Linked DNA regions of Mus musculus: region 2 is linked to region 1. The links are chromatin loops, found by intact Hi-C in ENCODE. Cell type or tissue: heart. All regions are shown on one strand. Each heading gives the region's core, and the rest is flanking DNA. Links, peaks and the distances in the headings are about the cores only.

What was found. A loop is a pair of places that touch in the nucleus more often than their neighbours do. Peaks named below come from ENCODE experiments on the same cell type or tissue, not always from the same donor. Only the 100,000 strongest peaks of a DNase experiment are listed, where the experiment ranks them.
Region 2: a loop joins it to region 1, with 4 times the contacts of the local background. A loop is called at or near these places in 13 of 42 quality-filtered maps.

Annotation. Positions count from the first base shown.
Region 1 is chr4:149,750,724-149,755,113 of GRCm38, reverse strand. It overlaps Slc25a33 (solute carrier family 25, member 33), which reads left to right. Exons shown (of 7, transcript NM_027460.2): 4 at 1,215-1,315; 5 at 2,644-2,710. Among named protein-coding and RNA genes, the nearest start is that of Tmem201, 15 kb to the right of the region's middle. In heart, for the core only: a CTCF peak has its summit at 2,490 (motif pointing left); no DNase peak of the experiment used is centred there.
Region 2 is chr4:149,952,815-149,957,204 of GRCm38, reverse strand. It overlaps Spsb1 (splA/ryanodine receptor domain and SOCS box containing 1), which reads left to right and starts at 2,199. Exons shown (of 3, transcript NM_029035.2): 1 at 2,199-2,352. In heart, for the core only: CTCF peaks have their summits at 968, 1,905 and 2,898; DNase peaks (open chromatin) are centred at 904, 2,114, 2,864 and 3,364; H3K4me3 peaks cover 2,298 bases; H3K27ac peaks cover 1,223 bases; H3K27me3 peaks cover 1,420 bases.

The DNA.
Region 1 (4,390 bases), core at 250-4,249:
TGATGAGAATACTGGTCACTTTCCAAATGTTTATTATCCATGCATAGATAGTGTCTCTGGATGAAGTTATGGGCAGTGCTAATAGACAGGAACTGTGTGTATAAAAGGGACGAGTGGCAGTGTTGTCACGGGCCAAAGTCCTCTAATGATAGACTTTAAAGGTTTTCCTTGCCTTTTCTATTTTGAAATCTGGCCAAATTCCAGTGCTTTATTCTATAAAATAAGATTGGTATGTTTGCTTGTTTAGATAGACGATAAAGAGGTTTTCATCAAAGGTTATATATCTCAGAGTTACTCAAATGGAAGAAGAGAGAGAACAGTAGAACAACAAAGGGTTACACTGATTAGAACTTGCCCCTGTGGGAAATCTGTTACTTTTCCCTAATCCTGATTTCTTGGAAGGCCAAATGACTTGGTAACACGAATGGCAACTTCAGCACAAATGATTACTATCACCGCAGCCACCACCAGCACCACCACCGTCCCAACTCCCTTTCTGTCTTTCCTGTGGGGATATGGTACCAGAACTTAGTCCAAACCAGTGGTCTCCTGGGATCCTGTTCAGCAGTAGTCAGGATCCTTAGTTGAAATAGATTCTGTGATTGACCTGCTGTTCAGCAGAGGCAAAGAGAAGCAGCGCTCCTGCATCGCAGAGATGAAGCACACCTCCCTAGTCACTGTAGGCAGTTCACAAGATGAACACAAGATGAAAGCAGAGCTCGTTAAACAGTGCACCTGTAAAATGACAGTCCTCACTCCCACTCAGATGATTAGCATCCATCCAGAATAAAGAATGTGAAAAGAGCTAGGCAGTGGTGGCCTACACCTTCATCCCAGCACTCTGGAGGCAGAGGCTATGAGTTTGAGGCCAGCCTGGTCTACAGAGTGAGTTCTAGGACAGCCAGGGCTACACAGAGAAACTCTGTCTCAATAAACAAACAGACAGAGTGTGAAAGGACTTTTATGTGTGTTACCAAAAATCTTATTTCTCCTCTGTTATCCTGGCCATGGCTGTCAGCACTTTCTGGAATTTCTGGAAGGCATGAACATCCAGGTGCAGTGGCAGCCTGGGTGTGAGCCAGCCTCTTGTTTCCTTGCTGGCTAAGATCATTACTCTCTTCTGTGGTCTCCTCTTTGGGATAGATGGTGCAGAGGGACCTGTGTACTTTAAAGTGCAGTAATGCTTTAATGGTTTTCTCTTTTTGTCCTACCAGGGCTGTGTACTTTGCATGTTATTCCAAAGCCAAAGAGCAATTCAATGGCATCTTCGTGCCTAATAGCAATACTGTGCACATTCTCTCAGCTGGCTCTGCAGGTATGTTCCCTAGCAAGTGTTGTTTCGTTTTGCTTTCTTTTTTTTTTTTTTCTTTCCAGGAATTAGATGTTAACTCCCTGCCTCTTTTGACCCTAAAACCATTTTTAAAGCTTTGTATTGGAGTTTGTAGAACATGACTATTAGCAGTTTATAAACAAATTTTACTTTTCTGTTCTTCATCTTCCTGATTTCCCTATTGAGTTGTAATGTGGAGTGAGAGCTGCTTTCTTTCTGATTCCCCAAGGTATCTGGGGTGCATCTGCCCTGCACAGCTCACTTGCACAGCAAGAATCAGGGTTTTATGTGTTGTGTGGTACTTGAGGCTGTACCTAAGGCCTTATGCCTCCAGATGGTCTGTTTTCTTCTGAGGAAGTCCGCACTGCAGAGCTCAGGGCAGGGCTTGCCCCAGGGAGTGTTTGTGAGAAAGCACTGGCTCCTAAATTGCTAGGAGAAGCCTCTGCCCTTCTTCATAGAGGCTTCTGTCCATTTGAATCTAACAGAATTTTTAGAGAATTTAGATTAGCATTTTAGAATTTCTTCCTTCTGTTAACAGCCTGCAACGTGTCCACACCAATTTCCTTTGTTACTCTCAATAAAATTACTAACCCAGGTTATGATCTTTAGTCAGAGAAAAGCAATATTAAGCAAACTTCTTAACACAAGAACAGTGATTCCCCTTAATACTGAGCCCCGAGAAGGACAGTGTACCATTCCAAATCAGATTGAGCCATGGTGAATTAGCCGTAATCCAGACCCTGTTAATCGGCTTTGTAATGCTTGTAAAATTAACCCAGAGGCACCCTGGGTAAAGGAAGCACACCTTGAAGGAGCTTTTCAAGCCAGTGCCCTCCAGTGCCCTCATTTAATATGTAGAGGACACTAGCTGTTAGAGGAGGGCTGAGCATTGAGGTTTGGGACTGATCCAATGTGTTAAAATGCTGCTGAAGGCATACCAAAATGATTCCTGTGGGCCAATGGGCTTTTAATGTTTTTGTCCTTAAATTTCCAAGTTTGAATTCAGGTAACGGAAGATTTAACATCCTTATTCAGGGTTAGCTATAAGTACTGATGAGCATGTTTAAAAACAAATTATCTCTGGATCTGCAGCTTCTAAGTTGGAATTTCAGATAGTTTTTGCCCTAGGATTGAAATGAACCGAAGTGATAGCACCACCTAGAGGCCAGAAGGACTGTGCTTGGCGGCGGCAGCTGTGGCGCGGACAGAGAGCAATTAACCCACTGCTTCTGCGCCCAGCCGTGCGGGCCACTGCATGGGGATTGCATTCGCAAACACTGGCTATATCAGTGATGACTGTTTTTTCCCTCCAGCTTTTGTCACAAATACCTTAATGAATCCTATTTGGATGGTTAAAACGAGGATGCAGCTAGAACGCAAGTAAGTGAACAGTCCCTTCAGTACCCGGAGTCGTCCTGCTGTGCTGTGGACGGGAAATAGGAGCCCTGTATGCATATGCAGAAATGTCATTTGAGATCTATCCTGACAGCATTGTGGGGGAGGAGCCCCAGAGAGCAAGGGAAGATGGACAGAAGGGCCTCTCCATGGTCCCAGCTTCCTTCCTGGGTGTTCCTCTCTGGGGCTCTTTGTGGAGCCCCACTGTCAGGAGGGATGCTGTAAACTCCGCAGAGGCCTGGCTGTCCAGCCAGGACACCAGCGAGGGCACTTTGGACCTAGTCCCCGATGTCTCTGGTGTCTGTCCTGAATCTAACCTGGAGTTCTTGTGTTCCTTGAGTATTCTGGTGGAACCTACAAAATGTTTGGACTTTGTTTTTTGTTGAGACAGGGTCTTGCTGTGTAGTTCAGGCTGCTTCAAATTTACAGTCTTGCTGTCTCAAGCCTCCCCAGGCCTAGGCCTATTACCCTTGTCTAGAGCCAGGTTTTAAGGAAATAGAAACCAATTGAAATGAATTCATCAAATTTTAAGAACTTGTGATACAGTAATAATGATTCTTTTATATGTAAATCAGATTTCTCAGCAGGCCAGCAACACCTGTGAATTTCCAAAGAACACCAAGTATACTAAATAATGCCTTTTAACGTTCTAATGAATGTGGCAGGAAAATGTTTCTATTTGTGTAAGACCACAGCTACTATTTCTGTGGGCTGTCACCCACACTCATACTTCTTGAAGGAATGCTAATTTCCAGTAGAAATTTGGGCTCTCCCAGGCTGTTTAAGGAACTGCTTGTATTGTGCTGTGTGGCCCAGCAATGTGAACCCTGGAAACACTAGCAGGCTCATCTTCCCTCCAGCTTCCTCTGAGGGAGAGGGAAAGGCTGAGGTATACGTGGAGGGTGAAGGAGGAACCTGCCTGGTTCATCGTCCTCTTGTGCCCATGATGAGGGTTTCCTGTCACCACAGTCCATCTGCCTTCTGAAGTGCTTGCTAGAATCCTATGACAAGGGTCAGTTACTTCCAGGGTAACTCTTAAGTTCTGGCCCAAGCATTGAGACAGTTCTTTGTAGTTTCCAAAAATGCTGTGTGTGTCCTACATGTCCATGTTCCTGAGTGTCCAGTCCCTTGCCCCTCTTAACTATTGTGCTTCAGGCTTCTGGCCAGCCTGGTCTCCTGGAAGCCTGTGGCCTCACCTCAGAGCCAAGTGTTCACAGTGTTGTGATATCACTGGTGGTTAGCAACAGATAAATGCATGTGTTGACCGAGGCCCTTTCTAATGCTTAGGACGTTTTAGACCTTTATTTAGGTGAGATCTGTGAATATCTGTGAGTATATATTGTTCCAGTGGTTGCCCCGGAAATTGGTCATGCCTTCTACCTTATAGCAGTATAGCCAATCATCAAATAAGATTATAGTCTGGTGGGACAAGGGGTGTGAGTTGTCCAGCACTCTGGAGAATCCATAGTACACTGTAGGCTGGATGGAGTCGGGAGAGAATAGGAGAGCCTCTTGAGGCGGTGGCAGCTCCCACACTCTTCAAAGGAGCCAGCTGCAGGGATGGGGGGGAGGGGCGCGCAGGCACACAAAAAGGTTTGAGCAAGTAAACAGTTAATTCAAGTACAGGAGTTTAGTGGTTTAGCTTAAATCTCTCTCTCTCTGAGA
Region 2 (4,390 bases), core at 224-4,223, 200 kb before region 1:
ATGTACAAGATGTGGGAGTGGGGTCTCGGGGCAGCGTGAACAGAACTGGGAGTCCAGAGCCTCCTCCTCCCCTGGGGCCTGATTTGACTCAGGCTTAAGCAATCATCAGCCGACCTTTCGATCGTATTTATCAGCTGGTGTATCAGCTATTGCGAGCTAATGACTTTTCAACAAACAATAGGATCACGCCCCTTCCCCTCACATTCCGGCTTTGAGGACTCTTTCACAGTGCTCTGACTCACCGAAGTCACTGCTGTATGACTAACGGAGATTTACTAGCCCACCTTCCCGGTGTCCCAGGGATAAGAACGATGACTGTCAGGTAAGCTTAGATATTCAGACCATCAGTATCCATTTACCCAACAGGGTCAGAACTCAGGAGTGCTGATAGAGAAATATTCAAGCCTTTTGAGAGCTGTCTTTCTTGGGGTCAAAGCTAAGAGGACCCAAATGGACAGCTGCCATTCTTTTTTTTTTAATTAATTAATTAATTTATTATATATAAGTACACTGTAGGTTTCTTTAGACACACCAGAAGAGGGTATCAGATCCCATTACAGATGGTTGTGAGCCACCATGTGGTTGCTAGGACTTGAACTCAGGACCTTTGGAAGAGCAGTCAGTGCTCTTAACCACTGAGCCATCTCTCCAGCCCCCCCGACAGCTGCCATTCTAACCATTTGAAACAGCTTCCATCTGTTCTGGAAGCTTTCCCCCAGGCAAAAGACAAGTCTTAGAAGAGAGTACATAGTCCCAGGTGTAGTGCTGCAGTACCTGCCCTGTGAGGTGACCGACCACACCTGATAAGGGACACGTACTTCTCGCTCAACATATGGAACATGCTCTCTTTCCAAGCTATATGGGTCAGTGGCTGCCGTGCTCACAGGGAATGCTTCAAATTCCCAGACTTTGAAGAGTCCAACAGGAGGGAGTCACCCCCCTGAGTCACCGGCAAGGCTGCCTGCTCGAAGAGCCAATAGCGCCCCGGAGAGGCCGCTTTCCCCACGCAGACCCACCTTGTCCATAGCAGTCTGGAAGCTTCTGTGTTTTCAAACAAAATTGGCAACAGTGAGGTGGTTGGAATCTACACAGTAGCCTCCGGCCCTTCGGGTCTTTACAGTGAGTGATTAAATAACTTCAGCGGCCACAGTATTTATAGCAACTTCTCTAGCATCCCTCCCCACGTATGGGTGAGGAGTGGGAAGATCTTAAGGGGATATCGCGAAGATGGGAGTGAAAATTCCCTCAGTCACCTGTGACTACTCTCTTCTGTAATGACGGGAAAGGAAAATCCCTTTCAGACTAGAGCTTCTAACGGTGTACTTTTAATGTGAAGTCCCTGTCGCTTGTGCCATCCTAAACTCATTGTCTAGGTACTGTGGACGCCTATGCGACCAGGACCTCGGGGTCTTGAAGTTCTGAGTTGCCTGTCTGTCTCCATGAGCGCGGAAACAGTAAGTATAGAGCAGCCGGATTACACATGGACTCATAGACAGTTCCTTTGCACGACAGCATTACAGAACCTTAACCCGGAGTTTCAAACGAGTTAAGCAAGATCTTGCTCCTGTGATTACTGCTATAACCTCACCCTGCCAAACATTTTTTCCCTAAAGAATGAACCTCAGCTCCTCAATACAGTGCTGGACACCACCGCAGCCCCCGCGCAGGTTTTCTGTTATTATGATCCTGGCCTTAGGTCCAGCCTTTCCTAAAAACTTCTCCAGAGGAATCAAAGCTCTTGCTGCAGAGGCCAAGGCAGAGCGATGTATGTCTGAGCCTACAGCCCTTCTGCAAGAAGGTGGTATCGGGGGCTACAGAGTTCGCAAAGCCCCAAGCCTGCCCTGCCTCAGAGCCCTGCGCGCTCCGGGCTCTCGGGCGACCAGCGCCGCTCAACGCTAGGAAACCCAGCGCTGGGTCGGAAAGTAGAGGGGCGTGGCAGGAGAAGGGGCGTGGTGTAGGGCGGGGCTAAGCGGGAAAGTGCGGAGGGGAGGGCTGTGAGGAGCGCCAGGCAGAAGGGAGGGTTGCGATAAAAAGGGCGTGACCTGAGGCGGGGCGTGGTGAAGGAGCGTGACATGGGGCGTGGCAGGGCAAATGGAGGCGGGGTGGAGCGTACAAGCCCCGCCCACGGCGCGTCCTTCTTTTTTCTCCGCCCTCCCACCTTAGAGCTGTCGGTGGCTTTTTCTTCTCAGCGCAGGAGTCGCGCTCGAGCGGCCCGCGCGCTTGCTGCAGGAACCAGCTCCAGGCGCTGGCGCCGGGGCCACGGGGAGGAAGCGACTTCGCTCTCTGCAGCGGGCGCGGCCCTGGGCACCGCGAGCCTCCGGAGCTCCAAGAGCTGCGGCCTCTCTGTGCGCGGTAGGCGGCATGGGACACCGAAGACCGGTTGGGTGGGCGCGCGTTCGGGCTCTGGGATCCGGGGATGGGGGAGACACGGGGACCACCACGCTGAGAGAACTGAGAGGGTGGGCGCGGGGCAGAGCGTGGGCATAGGGTGGGCACCCGGCGTGGAGCCATGATCGATCTTGGGTCCCCGGAGAGGGGCCGGGCGCCGCCCAGTGCGCTGCCGCTTCTGCTGCGGAGGCTCTGGGGTCCCACCTGCGGGGGCGGCATTGGGTGGGGACCTCAGTGGAGCGGGGACAGTCGCTCCCTAAGATGAGCCTAGGCTGCAAACCGAGAAAGAGGCCTGGGGCTCTCCTTAGTCCCAGGGCGCCTTAGGGTTCTGATTGTTGAGGGGGACTCCCATCGCCAAAGTCGAGGGGACCCCTTCTGCCCCATGCATCGCGACCCTGCTGAGTTAAGTTAGTTTCGCTTTTCCCGCCAGTCCGGGCTCTGATTTGTAGCGGCCCTAGTCCCCCTTCCCGATCCGGCCCCCGTAGCGCCTCTCTCTGGGAGACTGCCTGGTGACACTGCGCGCGGCGCCAGCCACCCCGGAGCCGCCGATGCTTCTCCGGGCAACCGAGGTTATGTCAGGAAATCGATGGAAACAGAGAAACAAGAGCAGCCTGAATCGGATGGTAGAGCAGAGGATGAGTTGTCCCGCGCCTGACGAGTGTGCGAGGACTTGCTAATCTCCAAGTTTAAGGATGTGCCATGGCAAAGACTGAATGTTCACAAATGGTGCCTGTGAAGATGTTTGCCAGCCAGGAAGTTGTGTGTGCTTTTGCGAATGAGAGTGTGACCTTGTGAGTTTCTGTTCGTGTCTGTTGTTGTGTATCGTTGTGAATATGTGTGTTTCCTAAATGTTCTTGCCTGTCTGTGAACAGTAGTGGGGCTGGCCATTGGCTCTGGAAGGTTGTGGAGTATAACTCCCCTTGCTTGGTTGGTTTTGGTAAGTGGGGTATTGCTGGAGTGCTGGCTGGCACCTTTCCAGGGAAGCTCCTGCCAGCTGAGCGGGGCTCAGGCTCCTCTCTCTTTTTCTCTGAACTCAAGCTGTACAGTGTGGTGGTGAGCTGGCAGAAGCTGCTTCCTGAGTGAGTAATAGTTAATTAAACACTTTAGTTAGTAACATCAGAAACTGCTCATGAGCTGAGTTTTAACAGGTGTTTATGGTAAGAGCGCCAGCCCCCATGATGAAGGCTTGGTGTCCTTGAAGGTTTAGGATCGCCGACGAGTGTGTGTGTGTATGTGTGTGTGTGTGTGTGTATGTGGGTACACACACACACACACACACATACACACACACACTCACACACACACACACACACACACACACACACACACACACACACACACACACACGCTGAGGTAGGATGGCCTGGAGGGAGTTGGCTTTCTTCCTAATTGTTAGACTCTAGGAGAGAGTGGGATTGCCTTTTCCTTTCTGCCCTACGCCTTCCCAGCTCGCATCTCTGGGAGGCAGAAAGCACTACACTAACATTAGTGGTACAGACAGAGGGAACCATTCAGTCAGAGAATCCCAACATCATTTAGAGACTATCTGCCCAGACCAACCCTTTCCCAGTGGAGGCCCAGAGAGGTTGGGTGATTTAGCCAAAGTGCACAGCCAGGGCTATGCACCAAGACAAAAATCCTGGCTGTTGCTTACTGTCCCTAGCTCTGAGGTCATAGGCCAGTTATCTGCAAACTGACGGGCTGGATTAGATCATCTGAAACAGTTCTTCTCCTTTTACTGCAGGGAACACTTCTTCCAATAGATCGAAGATGTTATCTAGATGGGAGATATGGAGTTTCTGAATCCGGAAACTTTACAAGCCTTTTTCTTCCTTAGCCTGTATCCCACTCAAATCAGCCAGACCAAAACCTGGGGAGAAGCCATAACTGTCAGTCTTAGGAAGGCTGGTTCTTGCCTGGGGCCCTGGGTGAAGTCACTTAGGGGGTAAATTAGGCTTCTTGAGTGCGAGGCTGTGCCAGCAAGGGTGGACACACCCTTCAA